Linked DNA regions of Homo sapiens: region 2 is linked to region 1. A link is a loop called in an ENCODE intact Hi-C map of the cell type or tissue named here. Cell type or tissue: PC-9. All regions are shown on one strand. Links, peaks and the distances in the headings refer to the core of each region. The heading gives the core; the rest is flanking DNA. Region 1 has its middle 15 kb from the start of RIIAD1. Region 2 overlaps PI4KB (phosphatidylinositol 4-kinase beta).

What was found. A loop is a pair of places that touch in the nucleus more often than their neighbours do. Peaks named below come from ENCODE experiments on the same cell type or tissue, not always from the same donor. Only the 100,000 strongest peaks of a DNase experiment are listed, where the experiment ranks them.
Region 2: a loop joins it to region 1, with 14 times the contacts of the local background. A loop is called at or near these places in 10 of 110 quality-filtered maps.

The regions. Positions count from the first base shown.
Region 1 is chr1:151,731,841-151,741,338 of GRCh38, forward strand. No RefSeq gene overlaps it. Among named protein-coding and RNA genes, the nearest start is that of RIIAD1, 15 kb to the left of the region's middle. In PC-9, for the core only: a CTCF peak has its summit at 3,400 (motif pointing left); a DNase peak (open chromatin) is centred at 3,381.
Region 2 is chr1:151,295,494-151,306,829 of GRCh38, forward strand. PI4KB (phosphatidylinositol 4-kinase beta) reads right to left here. Exons shown (of 12, transcript NM_001369623.2): 5 at 10,643-10,870; 6 at 8,048-8,157; 7 at 6,701-6,805; 8 at 6,351-6,474; 9 at 3,315-3,580. It also overlaps the pseudogene RN7SL444P. Among named protein-coding and RNA genes, the nearest start is that of ZNF687, 19 kb to the left of the region's middle. RefSeq lists enhancers at 1-29, 30-1,012. In PC-9, for the core only: CTCF peaks have their summits at 5,548 and 5,748; no DNase peak of the experiment used is centred there.

The sequences.
Region 1 (9,498 bases), core at 1-8,000:
GCCCTTCCCTTTCTGATTTGGACCTGAATGTGATGTCTCGAGCTGTACAGCCATTTTTTTTTTTTTCGTGAGACAGAGTGTCACTCTGTCGCCCAGGCTAGAGTGCAGGGGCGCGATCTTGGCTCAGTGCAACCTCTGCCTCCCAGGTTCAAGCGATTCTCCTGCCTCAGCCTCCTGAGCAGTAGGATTACCGGCATGTGCCACCATGCCCAGCTAATTTTTGTATTTTTAGTAGAGACAGGGTTTCACCATGTTGGTCAGGCTGGTCTCAAACTCTTGGCCTCATGTGATCCGCCCACCTTGGCCTCCCAAAATGCTGAGATTACAGGCGTGAGCCACCACACTCAGCCTGAGCAGCCATCTTAAGACCATGAGGTAATCAGTGTGAGGGTGAAAGCCAGACCTCTAAAACAGCAGAAAGGGAAGACGGGGAGACCCTGGGGTCCTGATGGCATTTCTGATCACTTAAACAGCCCAGAAATCACCCACCTACCTTCAGACTTCTTGGCAAATGAGAATAGTGAATCTCTTTTGTTTCAAAATCAAACCAGAGTTTACATCCTGATCCACCACTTACTAGATGTCTGGCCTTGTCCAAATCACTTCACTTCCTTGAGCACTGGGTTTCTCATCTATAAGACCTACAATACCCACCTTTCCAGGTCGTTTGGATTAGAGATAAAGAATGGACAGTACCTGGTGCATGGGAGGTGTTTGCTAGTGGCGTGCCCCCTGGTGATGTATGAAGTACAAGGGTAGGGGTGGTGAGAGGAAAAGTCAGAAGAGAAGGTAGGACAAATCAAAGGGTGCTGTGTACTAGGCAAAGGAGGTTAGGTTTTCATCATGTAGGCAATGGAGAGCCAGCAAAGAATTGTAAGCCGAGGGGAATTTATAAAGAGATTTGCACTGAGAAAGTATAATAGCGTGGAAGACAAATTAGGGGAAACTAAGTCTAGAAATGGGAAGACCTGTAGGGAGACGATCATAATTGTCCAAGCTGGTCAGGCATGGTGGCTCACGCCTGTAATCCTAAGCACTTTGGGAGGCTGAGGTGGACTTGAGGTCAGGAGTTCGAGACCAGCCTGGCCAATGTGGCGAAACCCTGACTCTACCAAAAAACCCCACTAAAATTAGCTGGGTGTGGTGACGCACACCTGTGTTCTCAGCCACTCAGGAAGCTGAGATGGGAAGATCGCTTGAGCCTGGGAGGTCAAGGCTGCAGTGAGCCGAGATCACGCCACTGTACTCCAGCCTGGGCAACAGTGAGATTCTGTGTTTTTGTTTTTTTTTGTTTGTTTATAATTGTCCAAGCTGTCATTTTCTCTCACCTGCACCACTTCAGTTGCTTCTTACCCTGGTCTCTTTGCTGACTCTCTGTCCACTATTTCAGTTGAGAATGTATTTAGCTGTAGGTAACAGAAAACCAAATTTATAGTGACTTAAACAAATACGGGGTCATTTTTCTCACCTAACAAGTTCAGCAGTAGGCAAGAGTCAAAGGGTCAATGATGTTGACAAGTACCCAGACCAGGTTTTTTCTGTCCTCACTCTGCCAGCCTTAGCCTGTCCCGTCATGGCTGTGAGGCCTCCTGCACTCTCAGGTGTCCTCTTTACATTTCAGGCAGGGAGAAGGGCAGAGAGCTGCGCCAGCTGACTGTGTCCCTTTTTATCAGCAAAGACAAACTTTCTCCGAAGGTCTCCCACCTCTCCCTCACTGGCCAGACCAGGGTCTTGCGGCCCATCCTCAACAGAGACCAGGAACAGGAGGGAAACTGCTGGGTCAGCCCCAAATCAGCATCTGCCCCACCTGCACTTTCTGATCCATCTTCCATGTAACAGCTAGGATAATTCTTTTTTTAAAGTTTTATTTATTTATTTTTGAGACAGTCTTGTTCTGTCACTCAGGTTGGAGTACAGCGTACTTCACTGTAACTTCAAACTTTTGGGCTCAAACAGTCCTCTTACTTCAGCCTCCCTAGTACTAGGACTACAGGTATATGCCACCACTGATTTTAAAAAAAAATTTTGTAGGCTGGGTGCAGTGGCTCAAACCTGTAATCCCAACACTTTGGGAAGCCAAGGCAGTGGACTACTTGAGGTCAGGAGTTTGAGACCAGCCTGGCCAACATGGTGAAACCTCATCTCTACTAAAAATACAAAAAAAATTAGCCGGGCATGGTGGCACACACTTGTAATCCCAGCTACTTGGGATGCTGAGGCAGGAGAATTGCTTGAACTCAGAAGGCAGAGGTTGCAGTGAGCTGAGATTGAGCCACTGCACTCCAGCCTGGCTGACAGAGCGATCTTTTAGAATGATCTTTTAAGAAACTGAAATCAGAGTACGCCCTCTCCTGCACTCTCAGTGTAACCTCCGCCTCCCGGATTCAAGCAATTCTCCTGCCTCAGCCTCCTGAGTAGCTGAGATTACAGGTGTGTGCCACCACACCCAGCTAATTTTTGTATTTTTACCAAGTTGGTCAGGCTGGTCTCGATCTCCTGACCTCGTGCAGCTGCTCAATACGCATTTGCTGAATGATAAATCGATGGGATGTTGGAAGACTGAACTGCAGGATGAGGCCTTGATATATGCAGTGGCATGAAAACAGGAGGTGAATTCTAGACATATTTAGGAAGGGGAATTGGCAGGACCTGTAATTTGAATGGGGTGGAGTTATTACAGAAGTTGTAGATTCTAGAATGACTTCCAGGTTTCTTGCATGGGAAAGAAGAGGAATGCTGGAATCATTCACTAATACAGAGGGGAAGCAGGTAGGGGCAGGGGAAATGGGGAGATGAATTTTGGCCAAAAGTTTTCCACTGAGTTTGCAGTTGGGTCATGGTGATGTGAACATGAATAGCTTCAGTGGGGTAGGCAGAAGTCAGATTGCGGTCAACTTGGTGGCAATTGGGAGATGAAGACATGGAAGTAGATATACACTGCCCTTGAAGACAGCTTTCTAGGAGCATGGATGGGAGAGGAAATGGAGAAAGGGCAGTCGTTGGAGGGGGAAGCAGGGTCAAGGGTGGTTTCTTGTAATGGGAGATGCTTGAGCATCCAGTAATTGGACGCTTTCATCTCTTCTGATATATTTTACTTTTAAGGTAAAGTTAGGAGTGTCTTGGAATTGCTGCTCAGATTGGATCTGATATCCAGAGAGCAAATACACGAGCTAATAAGCTGGCTACAGGCAGGCATGCTTTGCCACCTAGTGACCTTCAGCAACCCCTCTGTGTCAGGTTCCTGATCTTCAAAATTGGAGCAGTAGCTCTCCCTAGGCTTGCAGTAAGGATTGCCTCAGTGTGTGGTTGCCTTGCTGTGTCCACGGGGTGGGAAGGAAGGGCAATGTCTGGAAAGCAGGCCACTCTCAGTCTAGCTGGACTGGTCTCTGCTGCCCTCTCCTGGGCATGTCTGCAGAGTTGACATGCTGTTTGGAGAATGCCTGCTCAAGGCCTGAGTGGAATGTCAGCAGGAGGGAGAGAAGAGGAAACAAGGCTGGGCTGGGAGTGGGAAAATAGTAACAAACACACAGATTCCTGTAATAGAAAGTTCTTTAGATGTTACAAAGACCAGGGCCTTAGCCCTGGGCAGTGCTGCTTCAATGAGTACCTTAGACGTTTACTTCTTTCTTTTTTTTTTTGAGATGGAGTCCATAGGCTGGAGTACAGTGGTGATATCTCAGCCCACTGCAACCTCTGCCTCCTGCATTCAAGTGATTCTCATGCCTCAGCCTCCCAAGCAGGTAGGATTACAGGCATGTGCCACCATGCCCAGCTAATTTTTGTATTTTTAGTAGAGATGGGGTTTCACCATGTTGGCCAGGCTTGTCTCAGACTTGTGATCTCAAGTGATCTGCCCACCTTGGCCTCCCAAAGTACTTGGATTACAGGCATGAGCCACCATACCCATTCAATGTTTACTTCTTTAAAGTATCTGAAGAGAAACCTTGCAAATTGATTATTCATTCATTTATTCATTCACTTATTCACTCATTCAACAAATATTAGGGCGTATTATGTACTCAAGATGCAAAGTTTTGGGAATAAGACACACTCCTCAAGGAACTCATGGTCTAGTGAGTGAAGACAGATACATAGATACATAGATAATTACAGTACAGTTTCAAAAGTAAAATGTAAGATGTACAGTGTATTCTTGATTACATGTATTCAATAGTTAATATGTTTTGGATCTGTGTCCCCACCCAAATCTCAGGTCAAATTGTAATTCCCAATGTTGGAGGTGGGGCCCGGTGGGAGGTGATTGGATTAGGGAGTGGTTTCTCATGAATGGTTTAGCACCATCCCCTTGGTGCTGTTCTCATGATAGTGAGTTCTCATGAGATCTGGTTGTTTAAAAGTGTGTAGCACCTTCCTACTCTCTATTGGTCCTGGTCCTGCCATGTAAGATACTCATTCCATCTTTGCTTCTGCCATGATTCAGAAGCAGATGCTGCCATGCTTCCTGTACAGCCTATGGAACCATGAGCCAATTTTTCTTTATAAATTACCTGCTCACAGGTAGGTTTTTTGTGTTTTTTTTTTTTTGAGATGGAGCCTTGCTCTGTTGCCCAGGCTGGAGTGCAGTGGCACAATCTTGGCTCACTGCAACCTCTGCCTCCCAGGTTCAAGTGATTCTCCTGCCTCAGCCTCCTGAGTAGCTGGGATTACAGGTGTATGCCACCACACCTGGCTAATTTTTTGTATTTTTAGTAGAGACAGGGTTTCACCATGTTGGTCAGGCTGGTCTCAAACTCCTGACCTTGTGATCCACCCACCTTGGCCTTCCAAAGTGCTGGGATTGCAGGCATAAGCCACCACACCTGGCCTTCAGGTATTTCTTTATAGCAATGTGAGAACAGACTAGTACATAAAATTGGTTCTGAGGAGTAGGGCATTGCTATAAAGATACCTGAAGATGTGGAAGCAGCTTTGGAATTGGGTAACTGGCAGAGGTTGGAAGAGTGTGGTGTGGAGGGCTCAGAAGAAGCCAGGAAGATGAAGGAAAGTTTGGAACTTCCTAGAGACTTGTTAAATTGTTGTGACAAAAATGCTGATAGTGATATGGATAAAAAGTCTAGGCTGATGAAGTCTCAGAAGGAGATGAGGAACTGATTGGGAACTAGAGCAAGGTCACCTTTGTTATATATTAGTGAACAATCTGGTGGCATTGTGCCCCTGCCCTAAGGGATCTGTGGAACTTTGAACTTGAGAGTGATGATTTAGGGTATCTGGTGGAAGAAATTTCTAAGCCACAAAGCATTCAAGATATGGACTGGCTGTTTCTAACAACCTATCTCATATGCATGAGCAAAGAAATGATGTAAAACTGGAACTTACATTTAAAGGGGAAGTAGAGCATAAAAGTTTTTGAAAAATTTGCAGCCCAGCCATGTGGTAGAATAGAAAAGCCCATTTTCAGGGGAGAAATTCCAAGCAGGCCACAGAAATTTGCATAAGTAAAAAGGAACCAAGTGCTAATATCCAAGACAATCGGGAAAATGCCTTGAAGGCATTTCAGAGACCTCCACATGCAGTCCCTCCCATCATACACCCGGAGCCCTAGGAGAGAAGAATGGTTTCAGGGGCCAGGCCCAGGGTCCTGCTGCCCTGCGTAGCCTTGGGACACTACTCCTCATGTCCTAGCTACTCCAGTTTCAGCCATGGCTCAAAGGGGCCAAGGTACTGCTTGGGCCACTGCTTCAGAGGATGCAAACCCTAGGCTTTGGTGGCTTTCATGTAGTGTTAAGCCTGTGGGTGCACAGAGTGCAAGAGCTGAGACTTGAGAACCTCTGCCTAGATTTCAGAGGATGTATGGAAAAGTCTGGATGTCCAGGCAGAACCCTGCTGGTAAGGGTGGAGCCCTCACAGAGAACCTCTAGTAGGGCAGTGCAGAGAGGAAATGTGGAGTTGGAGCTCCCTGACACAGTCCCCACTGGGGCACTGCCTAGTGGAGCTATAAGAAGAGGGCTACCACCTTCCAGACCCTGAAATGTTTGAGCCACTGACAGCTTGCACCCTCAACCTCAAAAAGTTCCAGTCACTCAATGCCAGCCCATGAGAGCAACTATAGGGGCTGAACCCTGCAAAGCCTTAGGGGCAGAGCTGCTCAAGGCTTTGGGAGCCCACTTCTTGCATCAGTGTGCCCTGAATGTGAGACATGGAGTCAAAGGAGATGATTTTGGAGTTTTAAGATTGAATAACTGCCCTGCCCGGTTTCAGACTTGTGTGGGGCCTGCAGCCCCTTTCTTTTGACCAATTTCTCCCTTTTCAAACAGGAATATTTACCAAATGCCTGTACTTTCATTGTATCTTGGAAGTAACCAATCTGTTTTTGATTTTACACGCTCATAGGTCGAAGGGACTAGCTTTGTCTCAGATAGACTTTGGACTTTTGACTAATGCTGAAAGGAGTTAAGACTTTGAGGGACTGTTGGGAAGGCATGATTGTATTTTGCAACATGAGAAGGACATGAAATTGGGAAGGGTCCAGGGGTGGAATGATATTTTTGGATCTGTGTCCCCACTCAAATATCATGTTAAATTGTAATCCCCAGTGTTGGAGGTGGGCCAGGTGGGAGGTAATTGGATCACGGGGGAGGGTTTCTCATGAATGGTTTAGCACCATCCCCTTGGTGCCTTTCTTGTGATAGTGAGTTCTTGTGAGAGCTGGTTGTTTAAAAGTGTGTAGCACCTCTCCCCACCCTTGATCCTGTTTCTGCCATGTAAGATGCTCTCCCCAACTTTGCCTTCTGCCATGATTAGAAGCTTCCTGTGGCCCCCCCTGGAAGCACATACTGCCATGCTTCCTGTACAGCCTGTGGAACTGTGAGCCAATTAAATCTGTTTTCTTTATAAATTGCCCAGTCTCAGGTATTTCTTTATAGCAATGTGAGAACAGACTAATACAATAGCTATAGCTGCGTTAGGCCAATTTTTTTTTTTTTTTTTTTGAGATGGAATCTCACTCTGTTGCCAGGCTGGAGTGCAGTGGTGTGATCTCAGCTCACTGCAACCTCCGACTCCCTGTTTCAAGCGATTCTCCTGCCTCAGCCTCCTGAGTAGCTGGGATTACAGGCACACACCACCATGCCCAGCTGATTTTTTTATTTGTAGTAGAGACGGGGTTTAACCATGTTGGCCAGGATGGCCTCGATCTCCTGACCTCGTGATCCACCTGCCTCAGCCTCCCAAAGTGCTGGGATTACAGGCGTGAGCCACCACACCTAGCCAGGACTAATCTTGAATAAAATCCAAACACAATGTCTGTTTGGCTTTGAAATACAACACTGTATGATTTCTTTTCCTCTGCGATGCCCCTTCAATGGCAAAGTAACATGGTAATGTAACCTTGTGAAATTCCACAACCAAACCAACTAGGAAGAAAGAGTAGCCGTTTAGAGCTGTAAGAAATATCTAAAAAATACTTATCTAGGTGAGAAGTATCAAAAAATATATCTCAATTCTCATATTTAAAGGTACTATAGGCCAGGCACGGTGGCTCATGTCTATAATCCCAGCACTTTGGGAGGCCAAGATGGGTGGATCACCTGAGGTTGGGAGTTTGAGACCAGCCTGACCAACATGGTGAAACCCCGTCTCTATTAAAAATACAAAAAATTAGCCGGCTGTGGTGGTGCATGCCTGTAATCCCAGCTACTCAGGGGGCTGAGGCAGGAGAATCGCTTGAACCCAGGAGGTGGAGGTTGCAGTGAGCCAAGATTGCACCATAGCAGCCCAGCCTGGGCAACAAGAGTGAAACTCTGTCTCAAAAAAAAAAAAAAAAGAAAGAAAAAGAAAAGAAAAAAAGGTACTATAGTGGATACTGTTGTGCCACCCAGATACCCACCCCCATCAGGACTGAAGCACTCATCCTTGTCCTCCCCCCAGCACTTCTGGGAATTTTGGGTGACTGACAGTTCCTGGTTGCACCAGCATTTCCAAGAATTTGGGTGACTGACAGTTCCCAGCTGGGCTTCCTCCAGGAGTTACCCTTAAGTGAAAATTCATTCAAGATTATGCCCCCTCCTAAGACAGTCTGCATCTACTGGTCAATGTGGAAGTATATTCCCCTGCATGATTCTGATTTCCTTGTCTCAGTGGGGGACAACTCTGCAGGGCCACAACAGTTCCTGAGTTCCTGCTGTCCAGTTCTAAGGCCTTCACTTTCTCCCAGTGTTGTTGATCCTGAGAGCACGACTCAATGAACTGCTTTTACTCAAATCTCCATCTGAGAGTATATTTCCCGAGGAACCCAGCCTGACAGTCAGTGCCAAGAGTGCTGAGGAAGCAGATTCTAAAATGAGATTCTAAACTGGAAATACCTGTTGGCCGCTGGCAGGGAGGGCCACTGGCAGTAGGTGGAGCATGGAGATTCCCCAGCAAGGTATCAGTGCAACTGTCAAAGCTTTCACTAGTGCTGAACTGGGATGGGATCCTGGGGGAAAGCAATGCTTAGTGGGGGAAATATATCAGGTCTGATAAATATATCAGGTTTTATAAAGACAATGGAATTGGATGGCTAGCTGGAGGCAATCAATGCATTGGACAAAGGCAATGAAAGGTTGAGGGTGATTGATCACCAAATAAAGGCTAAGAGTGAAAGCCCAAGGCCCTCCTTAGCAATTTAAAAGACATTTTTTATCTTTTGTATCTAGAGGCCCCCCAAAATTGAGAATAAGGTCCAATATTTAATTGTAACAGTAGCAGGGCTCCAAAGAAGGTTGAATTCTTAACACTGGCAAGAAGGAGTGAGACCCTGAGACATAGGAGTGGGGGCAGCTGGGTTAATGCTTTAAAAAATCTTGAATTTTTAAATTCTCCATCTTTTGGGCCTGCAAAAGTGCCCACTTGTTCCTGGTAAAGGCTATCACTACTTCCTTGCTTAAGGATGATAGAGAAGCCTCTGGCTTGCAAGACCACACAGGTTCCCTTCAAAACCTACCCCACCTCCTCTCCTGATCTGCAAACCAATAACTAGGATTAAGTACTTTTAGAACTCAGCTAAGATTCCCCTAAGAGAAAAAATGCACCATGCCCTGGAGGTTCAAGAGGACCTAACTAGCAAATACAGGTTGGAGATGTATGGGACTGGATTCTGAGGGTGTTGGATCAAGGAGGGTGGGACATAAAGTTTGATAAGGGAGAGTGTATGGATATGGGAGCCCATTCTTTTTTTTTTTTTTAAGACAGAGTGTCACTCTTGTTGCCCAGGCTGGAGTGCAGTGGTGTGATCTCAGCTCACTGAAAACTCCACCTTCCGGTTTCAAGCGATTCTCCTGCTTCAACCTCCTGAGTAGCTGGGATTACAGGCACATGCCTGCCATCATGCCCGGCTAATTTTTGTATTTTTAGTAAAGATGGGGTTTCACCGTGTTGGCCAGGCTGGTCTCAAACTCCTGACCTTGCGATCCGCCCCGCCTCAGCCTCCCAAAGTGCTGGGATTACAGGCATGAGCCACTGCGCCTGGCCTATGGGAGCCCATTCTTAGGATATGGGATT
Region 2 (11,336 bases), core at 1,938-9,937, 430 kb before region 1:
AGAGGCCCTGAGAGAGGAAGTGATTTACTTGCCCAAGGTGCCATAGCCTCTCTTTTCACTACCAGAGTTAGCTCCAGCTGGAAAGCTGCTTAGGACTACTTTTGAAGCAGTTAAAGAGATCCTAAAACCTGACTCCAGTATGGGGCCTCATTCATTGTTGCCACTTCTTTCCATTGGTTGATTCCATTCATGGCTCGACTATATCTATTCTTTTTTGAGGTACTATGAACGGCTTATCAGCTACCTGCCCTCCTCTATCCCTTCTTTTTTAGAGGATGGACTCTCATCTTCCAAACATACTAATTCCCTAAAGGAAAGCCCTGGGGCCTGACTAGTGCCAGCTTCCCTGCCACCCATTTACTCAATCCCAGGACTGAGCTCTAGGCTCCCTGGGCCCTGAGTTCAAAATCCTGACACTTTGAGATAGTCTGAAGCTTGCAATCAAATTCCTTATAAATAATTGCATTCTCGGCCGGATGCAGTGGCTCACGCCTGTAATCCCAGCACTTTGGGAGGCTGAGGCAGGAGGATCACCTGAGGTCAGGAGTTTGAGACCAGCCTGGCCAAGATGGTGAAACCCCGTCTCTACTAAAAATACAAAAATTAGCTGGGCGTGGTGGCGCATGCCTGTAATCCCAGCTAATCAGGAGGCTGAGGTGGGAGAATCACTTGAACTCTGGGAGGCAGAGGTTACAGTGAGCCGAGATCACGCCACTGCACTCCAGCCTGGACAACAGAGCAAGACTCTGTCTCACACACACACACAAAAATATTACATTCTCCTACAGCTCTCAAATGCAGAGCCTGGGTCCATTTGTAGGGCTGGCAGGGTGGAATGAGCGCAGGGTGGAATGAGCACAGGGTCTAAAAGCTACCTGACTGTTATTTCCCTCATGAGGAAACACGTGTCTGACAGGGTTTTCATCTGGTTTAAATATAAGAATGTCAGGCCATGGCAGAACTTAATAGATGCTAGATTTCTTTTTTTTTTTTTTGAGATGAAGTCTCACTCTGTCACCCAGGCTGGTGTGCAATGGTGCGATCTTGGCTCACTGCAACTTCTGCCTCCTGGGTTCAAGTGATTCTCCTGCCTCAGCCTCCCAAGTAGCTGGGAATACAGGCGCCCGCCACCACACCCAGCTAATTTTTTATTTTTAGTAGAGATGGGGTTTCACCGTGTTGGTCATGCTGGTCTCAAACTCCTGACCTCAGGCGATTTGCCCACCTCGGCCTCCCAAAGTGCTGGGATTACAGGCGTGAGCCACCACACCCAGCCTAAGACTAATTTTTATTTTTTTTTTTGAGATGGAGTCTCAGTGTCACCCAGGCTGGTGTGCAGTCGCGCGATCTCATCTCACTGCAACCTCCACCTCCCGGGTTCCAGCAATTGTCCTGCCTCAGCCTCCTGAGTGGCTGGGATTACAGGCATGCGCCACCACGCCTGGTGAATTTTTGGTATTTTTAGTAGATATGGGGTTTTGCCATGTTGGTCAGGCTGGTCTTGAACTACTGACCTCAGGTGATTCACCTGCCTCAGGCTCCCAAAGTGTTGGGATTACAGGCGTGAGCCACTGCATCCAGCCTAGATGCTACATTTCTAATAAGCTGCTCTGTTAGCTAGCTAGCTAGCTAGTTGTTTTGTTTTGTTTAGACAGGGTCTCACTCTGTTGCCCTTAACCTCCTGCTCAAGTGATCCTCCCACCTCAGCCTCCAAAGTAGCTGGGACCACAGCTGTATACCACCATGCTTGGCTAATTTTTATTTTTTGTAGAGACGGGATCTAACTATGTTGCCTAGGCTAGTCTCGAACTCCTGGGCTCAAGCGATCCTCCTGCCTCGGCCTTGTTGGCTAGATTTTTTTTTTTTTTTTTTGAGACTCGCTTTGTTGCCCAGACTAAAGTACTGTGGCATGATCTTGGCTCACTGCAATCTCCACCTCCTGGGTTCAAGCAATTCTCCTGCCTTACCTCCCGAGTAGCTGGGATTACAGGTGTGCATCACCAAGCCCAGCTAATGTATGTATGTATGTGTATGTATATATATAAATTTTTTTTTTTTTTTGAGTTGGAATTTCACCCTTGTCGTCCAGTCTGGAGTGCAATGGTGCCATCTTGGCCCACTGCAACCTCTGCCTCCCGGGTTCAAGTGATTCTCCTGCTCAGCCTCCCAAATAGCTGGGATTAGGCGCCTGCCACCAGGCCCAGCTAATTTTCTTTTTGTATTTTAGTAGAGATGGGGTTTCACCATGTTGGCCAGGCTGGTTTCAAACTCCTGACCTCAGGTGATCCACCCGTGTCAGCCTCCCAAAGTACTGGGATTATAGGCATGAGCCACCACACCCAGCCATTATTAGCTAGATCTTAATGGGCCACCATGTTACTGGAAGCCCCAGCAGCACTGGCCATTGCATTTCCACCTTTCCAGGACAGCTGCCCTGTGCCGAGGGTCTAGAGCTGGAACTCATAGGAGCATTCAGGGCAGAGACCCTGGGTCACTGTTGGGAGATACTCTTAGAAGGCAGGGCCTAGATGGTGTAATTATTTTTGTACATTATGTGCCTCACCTATATGTGTAGTTAGTTTTCATCAAGGTCATGTCATATTGAAAAAAAATGACAGCTCTGGGCAAAACAACAGATACTTAAAAGCTGTGGAAATCATATGCTGGAATAAGAAGTGAGGAGAGTTCATGGCTGAGAGTTTCCACTTCATCTCCATCATGTTTCTCCTTTCTGCTCTCAGTCACTAACCACTACCCTTAGTGCCAGGCCCTATTATCTCTTGCTTTGTTGCTAAACACCCAATTACATCCACCTTCACCCACAGTGCCACAGGGCATTTAATCAACACAGACTGGATCATGTCATTCCTCTGCCTGCAAAATAAAACACCTAAGCTTCACAATGAAGGCCCTTCTTCAACTGGCCTCAATTTACCTGCCTCATGGTACCACCTCCTACTCCACTGCCATGCAGTGCAGTCTGTGCTTTAATCACATTCAATTATTTCTTCTAGCTGGGATGTACCTCCCCTGCAGCTTCCTCTGTCATCATTTTCCCTTGTCCTTGAAGACCCTGCTCACTCAAACCCTTAGTCCTCCCATAAATCCTTCATTTCTTTGCCCTTTTACCCTAGTTCTTATTAGTCTGCCTCCTGACTTAATGTCATGGGAACACATCTGTCTCTGCTTAAAATACATTGTTTCATTTTTCACATCTTTGCCATGGAGGGCAGTAATAAGTAATTGAGAACTACACACGAAGGGACAGAGAGAACCCTGGAGAAATGTTAGGATGAGCAGCAGAAGTCACCTACCTGTCCTTGACTTGCAGCAGGTAGCAGACCAAGCAGTACCCAGCACAACTTTGCACAAAATTGCGCTGTGCACTGAGGAATGCCTCAGTGGTGTAACTGCCGTGCTCCTGTAGGAAGTAATCGAGCAAGGAGAGCTGTGACTGTTTCTTCACCTGATGGATGGACACAGCATTGACCACTGGTTCAATCATGCCACTATCAGCCGAAATCACAAGAATCTTGTATGGCTTGATCCAAAGGGGCACTCGCTCCTGTTCCCAAATGGACTGTGAGGAGACATGGAGGATACAGGACTCTTATCTTTCTCCAAACTAGAGAAGAAGGCTAAAACTCTTCCCTTTCTCCAGCCTCTCTCCTTGGTAGCATTGAATTCTAAGCCATCAAATGAGTAAGACTCACTTAACCCAGTGAGGACCAGGGAGTTTGGAAAGGAAGTCTAGGGCCTGACAAAGTCAGAAACTACACTCAGGTATGTGGGAAAAGGTATCACCTAAGTAGAAAGCCCAAGACAGGCAGGGAGAACAGGAAACTTCACTATCCCCTCTCAAGCAGGGAGAATGGGAGCTGTAAGTTCAAATAATAAGAAAAAAGAGGCCAGGTGCGGTGGCTTATGCTTGTAATCCCAGCACTCTGGGAGACCAAGGAGGGCGGATCACCTGAGGTCAGGAGTTCAAGACCAGCCTGGCCAACCTCAGTAGAGAGTGAAACCTCGTCTTTACTAAAAATACAGAAATTAGCCAGGCGTGGTGGTGTATGCCTGTAATCCCAGTTACTCAGGAGGCTAAGGCAGGAGAATCGCTTGAACCCAGGAGGTGGAGGTTGCAGTGAGCCAAGATTGCACCACTGCACTCCAGCCTGGGCGACAGAGCGAGACTCTCTCCGACGAAAAAAAAGAAAAAAGGAAAGGATTTAGGTCCAGAGAAGACTTCTCTGGAAAATGAAAATATTTATATGGTATAAAGAACAGTATTAAACAATTAAGTGGCTTGCAGGTGACCAACCCAGGGGTATCAGAAGATCAATATTTCAGCACACTATAACCTACCTGCTACAGACCAATTTGGGAAGTTTTTATGTTGTTTTTTAAAGGGGGGAGGACCAAATTATTATTATTTAAAAATTTGATTACAACCAATTGTGTTGGCATTAAAATTAGAGGCATTAAGTTTGAATAATGGATATATGCCAAAAACCAAAAATTGAGTTTGGCAAAAACGGGCAAGGAAGTTTTCCAGTAATTTCAGATTAGAAATCAATTTAGAGAAATGAACCCCATGTTTACAATGATTGTGCCACAGATTTAAACTTCAGTAGTGCATTAGTAAACTGTTCACATTTAGATCTTCACCTTGAGATTTGACAGCTATTTCTTGAAAAAATCTCAGTGCCTTGTATAAATAAATTGGTCTTCCATGTGCCTTAGCACACACTTAACACTAGGAAAAGGTGGGTCACTAAACTTTGCCTCCGCAAAATTTTCTTTTTGGCTCACTTCAGTTAGAAATGCTGATTTCTTCAGCCAGGAGCGGTGGCTCATGCCTGTAATTCCAGCACTTTGGGAGGTGGAGGTGGGCGGATCACCTGAGGTCGGGAGTTCGAGACCAGCCTGGCTCACATGGAGAAACCCTATCTCTACTAAAAATACAAAATTAGCCGGGCGTGGTGGCGCATGCCTATAATCCCAGCTACTTGGGAAGGCTGAGGCAGGAGAATCGCTTGAACCTGGGAGGCGGAGGTTGTGGTGAGCCGAGATTGCGCCATTGCACTCCAGCCTGGGAAACAAGAGCAGAACTCCATCTCAAAAAAAATAAAATAAGGAAAAAAAAACGCTGATTTCTTCAAATGCATATTTTTCTCAGAGACAGGGTCTTGCTATGTTGCTCAGGCTGGAGTGCAGTGGCTATTCACAGTCTCGATCCTGTTACTGATGAGCACGGGAGTTCTGACCTGCTCCATTTCCGACCTGGGCCAGTTCACCCCTCCCTTAGGCAACCTGATGGTCCCCTATTCCTAGGAGGTCACCATATTGATGCCGAACTTAGCGCGGACACCCAATTGGCATAGTGGACTGCAGCCCAGAACTCCTGGGCTCAAGACATCCTCCCACCTCAGCCTCCTGACTAGCTGAGACTACAGGCCCATGCCAGGGTGCCAGGACATTTTGGAAGTTTTGATCTAAAAGGCAAACCTAGCACTCTAAAGTTCAGACTTGGAACAGGACAGGTGCAGGTCACAAAAGGGCCAAAAGAGGCCGCTGTGGAGCTGTTCCTATGGCTGTTCTTCCCAGGGGAAAGTTGCACTAGCTTCTCTTTACTCTGCTTTTGTTTTAGACCTTGGCAGGAAGGTGGTCCCCGGCAGAATAATCTGTGTAGTCACCTCCGGTTGGCTGGAGTTGGGCTGAGTTTCCCTTTCTCTCCTTTTTTTTTGAGACAGAGTCTTGCTCTGTCGCCCAGGCTAGACTGCAGTGGCACAATCTCAGCTCACTGCAACCTCTGCCTCCTGGGTTCAAGCTATTCTCCTGCCTCAGCCTCCCAAGTAGCTGGGATTACAGGTGCCCATCACTGCACCCAGCTAATTTTTGTATTTTTATTTTTATTTTTTTTTTTTTGAGACGGAGTCTCGTTCTGTCGCCCAGGCTGGAGTGCAGTGGTGCAATCTCCGCTCACTGCAAGCTCCGCCTCCCGGGCTCACGCCATTCTCCTGCCTCAGCCTCCGGAGTAGCTGGGACTACAGGCGCCCGCCACCACACCCGGCTAATTTTTTGTATTTTTAGTGGAGACAGGGTTTCACCGTGTTAGCCAGGATGGTCTCGATCTCCTGACCTCGTGATCCACCCGCCTCGGCCTCCCAAAGTGCTGGGATTACAGGCATGAACCACCACACCCGGCCATAATTTTTGTATTTTTAGTAGAGACAGGGTTTCACCATCTTGGCCAGGCTGATCTTGAACTCCCGACTTTGTAATCCACCCGCCTCGGCCTCCCAGAGTGCTGGGATTACAGCCACTGTGCCTGGCCTCTCCTTCTCTTCTCTTACCTGCAGTTGCTTCAACACCTGAAAGGCCAGAAGCTCTTGCCGAAGGTCATCCCCACACTTGACAATGACTGACAGGAGCCGCCAATTGGGGAGATGGCCGTAGGGGGAGCCCTCTCTGATCCGCCTGTGAAGACAGAAGTAAAGGGTGTCAAAGGTTGATGCCAGGGTGAGGACAAGAGACATGGCTTCCACAAAAAATCCCAAGCAAACGCCCCATAGGGCAAGGACCCAGACAGCCTGGAAGCCTGACAGATTTTTTTGGAGGCTGATGGACAATAAAGTTGGTGCAGTGAGCACTTACAACTGCCTCTGAGCTTTGAGAGGGGTTCAGAGACCCACACCCAACTCACCGTACTTTCTCCTGCCAGGGCTCTTTGAGAGCAACTGCAGAAGGATCTTCTGGGTCTCGTTTGAAGGCTGTCGGGGTATGAGCCAGCTGTTCCGAAAGGCGCCGGCTGGCAGGAAGAAAATACATCATTTGCTTGGAGAAGCTACCCCCAAGCCCCATGCCCAGTCTATACTGACATTTCCTGCACTGTCTCCTGGATTCTGGACACACAAAGATAGGAACCCAGGCTGAAAGGGACTCATGGAAGAAAACATAACCAATGACACCTTTTTGCTAACTGATTGTAATCATGTTAAAATTAAGATTACCAGGCCCTCCATATTCCTCTACCAAGGCTGATTCAGAATGGGTGTGTCTCTAGAATTTGCATTTTTCTTTTCTTTTCTTTTTTTTTTTTTTTTTGAGATAAGAATCTCGCTGTGTCTCCCAGGCTGGAGTGCAGTGGCGAGATCTCGGCTCACTGCAAGCTCCGCCTCCTGGGTCCACGCCATTCTCCTGCCTCAGCCTCCCGAGTAGCTGGGACTACAGGCGCCCACCACCACGCCCAGCTAATTTTTTTTTTGTATTTTTTTGGTAGAGATGGGGTTTCATCGTGTTAGCCAGGATGGTCTCGATCTCCTGACCTTATGATCTACCCGCCTCAGCCTCCCAAAGTGTTGGGATTACAGGCGTGAGCCACCGCACCCAGCCTAGAATCTGCATTTTCAACAAGTCCTCCTTCCTCCCCCTGGATTCTGACACAGTCGCTTTGAGACCCCACCTTGAGACACACTGCTCAAACTCCTTCCTCTGGTGCTTTCTTGTTTTTTTTTTTTTTTTTTTTTGAGACGGAGTCTCGTTCTGTCGCCCAGGCTGGAGTGCAGTGGTGCGATCTCGGCTCACTGCAAGCTCCGCCTCCCGGGTTCACGTCATTCTCCTGCCTCAGCCTCCCAAGTAGCTGGGACTACAGGCATCCGCCACCACGCCTGGCTAATTTTTTTGTATTTTTAATAGAGACGGAGTTTCACCGTGTTAGCCAGGATGGTCTCGATCTCCTGACCTCGTGATCTGCCCGCCTCGGCCTCCCAAAGTGATGGGGTTACAGGTGTGAGCCACTATGCCCGGCCCCTCTGGTGCTTTCATCCCTTTGGAGTCTTTTTAAAATTTAATTTCCTTCTTTGGTAGCCCAAGTAATTTCTCAACCTACACCTTCATTGCCTCAAGTTTGGTGGCCCCAAACAAGGACAGAATGAAAGAGGGAAAGACACAGGCCAACAACAGATGATTGAGATGGAGAGGAAGGTAACAAAGAGATGGGAAGTTCCTGAAAGAGGGATGAAAAATGAGGGGCAATGTGATCTGGCCATACCGGATGTCCCCTGCTGCAATGAACACAGGCTCCTTGCTCTCCTGGCTGGTGATGCTGTCCACAGAGAACTGGGAGATGTTGTCACAGCTGTTGGTATGCACTTCGGGGAGCTGGAGAAAGGGGAGTGCTGGTCAGAAGTGCTAAAGTATAGGTCTCCCGTCTTTCCCCTCCTGCTTGCTTGCTATCACTGCAGCATGCTCATCCCTCTCTTTCAAACTCTGCTTACACACCATGTTGGTTACTGGGACCCCAGGCTGCCCAGAGCAGCATTTCTCAACATGTGAACTACCTGCAGTAGAATTACCCAGAATGCAGATTCCCAGGCCCCACCATCAATCTGAATTATAATTACTAGGAATGGGATCTGAAAGTCTGAATTTTTAACAAGTTCTCCAGAAGACTTCCAATGCACTAAAGTTTGCAAACCACTGCCATGACCATTACAGGAGCTCAAAATTTCAGCCTCACTGAGAGTCCCCCAAGGATAGGGATGCGTTCTCCCCTAGGGTCCAAAGCAGACTCTTTGCAGACTAGCTTCTGACAGTTTCTTCAATCTAAGTCATTCAATCTTATCTTCTCATCTCTCTCTAAATACAGAATATTCTACCAGACCCCAAGGCCCATGTCAAGTCTCTTCTGTCCTTCATACCAGAGCATTTCTTCTCAACTCCATTTGTCACCTAGTACACACTGCTTTGTTGTATATCTAAATTTTTTTTTCTTAAATGTCTAATTTCTGCAATTGGACTATAAGCTCAAAGACAGAGATTCTGCCTTTTGGCAAAGTGAAACCTGGCTGTGTGTTTTTTTTTTTTTTTTTTAGACGGAGTTTCGCTCTTGTTGCCCACGCTGGAGTGCAATGGTGTGATCTCGGCTCACTGCGACCTCCGCCTCCCAGGTTCAAGCGATTCTCCTGCCTCAGCCTTCTGAGTAGCTGGGATTACAGGCGCGCGCCACCATGCCTGGCTAATTTTTTGTATTTTTAGTAGGAACGGGGTTTCACCATGTTAGTCAGGCTGTTCTTGAACTCCTGACCTCAGGTGATCTGCCCACCTCAGCCTCCCGAAGTGCTGGGATTGCAGGCGTGAGCCACCGCGCCTGGCCCTGGCTGTGTTTTTGTTTTGTTTTGTTTTAAGACAGAGTCTCACTCTGTCACCCAGGCTGGAGTGCAGTGCTGTGATCTCAGCTCCCTGCAGCCTCCGCCTCCCAGGTTCAAGTGATTCTTGTGCTTCAAGAATCACTTGCCTCCCGAGTAGCTGGGATTACAGGCATGTTCCACCACACCTGGCTTTTTTTTTTTTTTCTTTTGAGACGGAATTTTGCTTGTCACCCAGGCTGAAGTGCAGTGGCGTGATCTTGGTTCACTGCAACCTCCGCCTCCTGGGTTCGAATAATTCTACTGCCTCAGCCTCCCGATTAGCTGGGATTACAGGCACATGCCACCACGCCCGGCTAATTTTTGTATTTTTAGTGGAGACGGGGTTTCACCATGTTGGCCAGGCTGGTCTCGAACTCCTGACCTCAGGTGATCTGCTCGCCCTGTCCTCCCAAAGTGCTGGGATTACAGGCGTGCGCCACCGCACCCGGCATAATTTTTCTAGTTTTAGTGGAGATGGAGTTTCACCTTGTTGGCCAGGCTGGTCTCGAAATCCTGACTTCAAGCGATCCACCCACCTCGGCCTCCCAAAGTGTTGGGATTACAGGTGTGAGCCACTGCGCCTGGCCAGCTGTGTTAATAGCTCTACACAAAATTCTGCTCTGGCTCTTCATGCCCCAGAATAAAGTTCAAGTTTCTTTCCCCAGCTTACAGGGTCCTTCCTATAGTCTGGTCCATGCCCACGTGTCCAGTCTTATTCTTCACCACTTCTTACCTCACACCTGCACATCACAGCCAGGCAAAATTTCTTTCAATTCCTATAATGGCCCAAGCTCCCTCTTGTCTTCTGGCCTTTGCATGCAGTGTTCCCTCTGTCCAGCACTCTTTGTCCAGCTAATTCCTACCCATGCTTCCAGCCTCAGCTGAGAGATTACTTCCTCCAGGAAATCTCTTGTGATGCCCGCCCCAAGTCTGGTGCTCTTATAATGTCCTATCCTTTCCCCCATGACTTGACTCTCACCACACTACAACTACTTGCTTACTGGCCTTGTTCTCTTTCCAGTTAGGTCATAAATCCCTTGTAGGCAGGGGCCAAGTCTTGTTCACTAGCATACAGCACTCAGGTCTGGCACATAGAAGGCCCTCAATAAAAATTTCTTGAATGAATTAATGTATGACTTCTCATCCTCTGCTATTCTATGACAACTTTATGTAGGTGTTCAATAAATATTTTCATTAAATTTCCCTCACTCCCCTTGGCCTAGAAGCTCCTCTTTACATTTAAATCTGAATCCTTCACCTGGAAAATGAACTCCACCTGAATCTATTCCAGGCTAGAGTTGTTCAGAGCTTTCCCCATATTACCCCTCACTACCTACACCACTCATTAGGATACTTGCCTTACCCTGCCTTGGGATATGCTGTCTTGTTTCCAATATAGTGAAAGCTCCTGGAGAAAGCTCCTGTGACCCAGCATTACCTCCCTGAAGCCCTCTCACCTCCACTTGCAGCTCGCCTATGTCATCCACCGACCAGGCCTCATCATCGTTGTCATAGTTGGGCACAGTGCTGAAGCTGCCAGCTCGCTGCTCATGGGTAATACCACATTCGGGCAAGTTTTCTACGGACCTCGTACTCCGAATTCGGTTCTCGGGGATCCGGGCAGGGACACTGGTGGTGTCAAAGTTTTCACATTCAAGGACTTCCACATAAATCAGGTAGGGAGCCTGGGGGAAGAGTGAGACAGTATTTGCAACTTACTTCCACCACTAACCCCCAAATCTCAACTCTGTTAGCAAGGTTCTTCCTGCTGTCCTTTCTCCTAGCTCCAGCCTTCATCCAATAGTCCTCTGAAACTATGAACACTATATTTAGGGCAGATACTTGTCCTATGATCACCTATGTAAAGAATTTGTGTGACAGAATCCTTAAGTCTTCAAAATATTTCAACTGAGCTCCAAAATGTACAGATGATGTGCTTGGGCCAAACCACTCTAGACTATCAATTACAGGCTGTAAGGGAGGCCTAGATGCCTCTGTGGGCTCGTCCTGAAGACAGGGCCCAGGGAGCTACAGTGGACAAAAAGACTGGGACAAAGCTGGGCACTGTCCCAAGGAGTGTCCCAAACTTCAGTATTTCCTTTGAAAGAAGAATATGGGCCGGGCGCGGTGGCTCACGCCTGTAATCCTAGC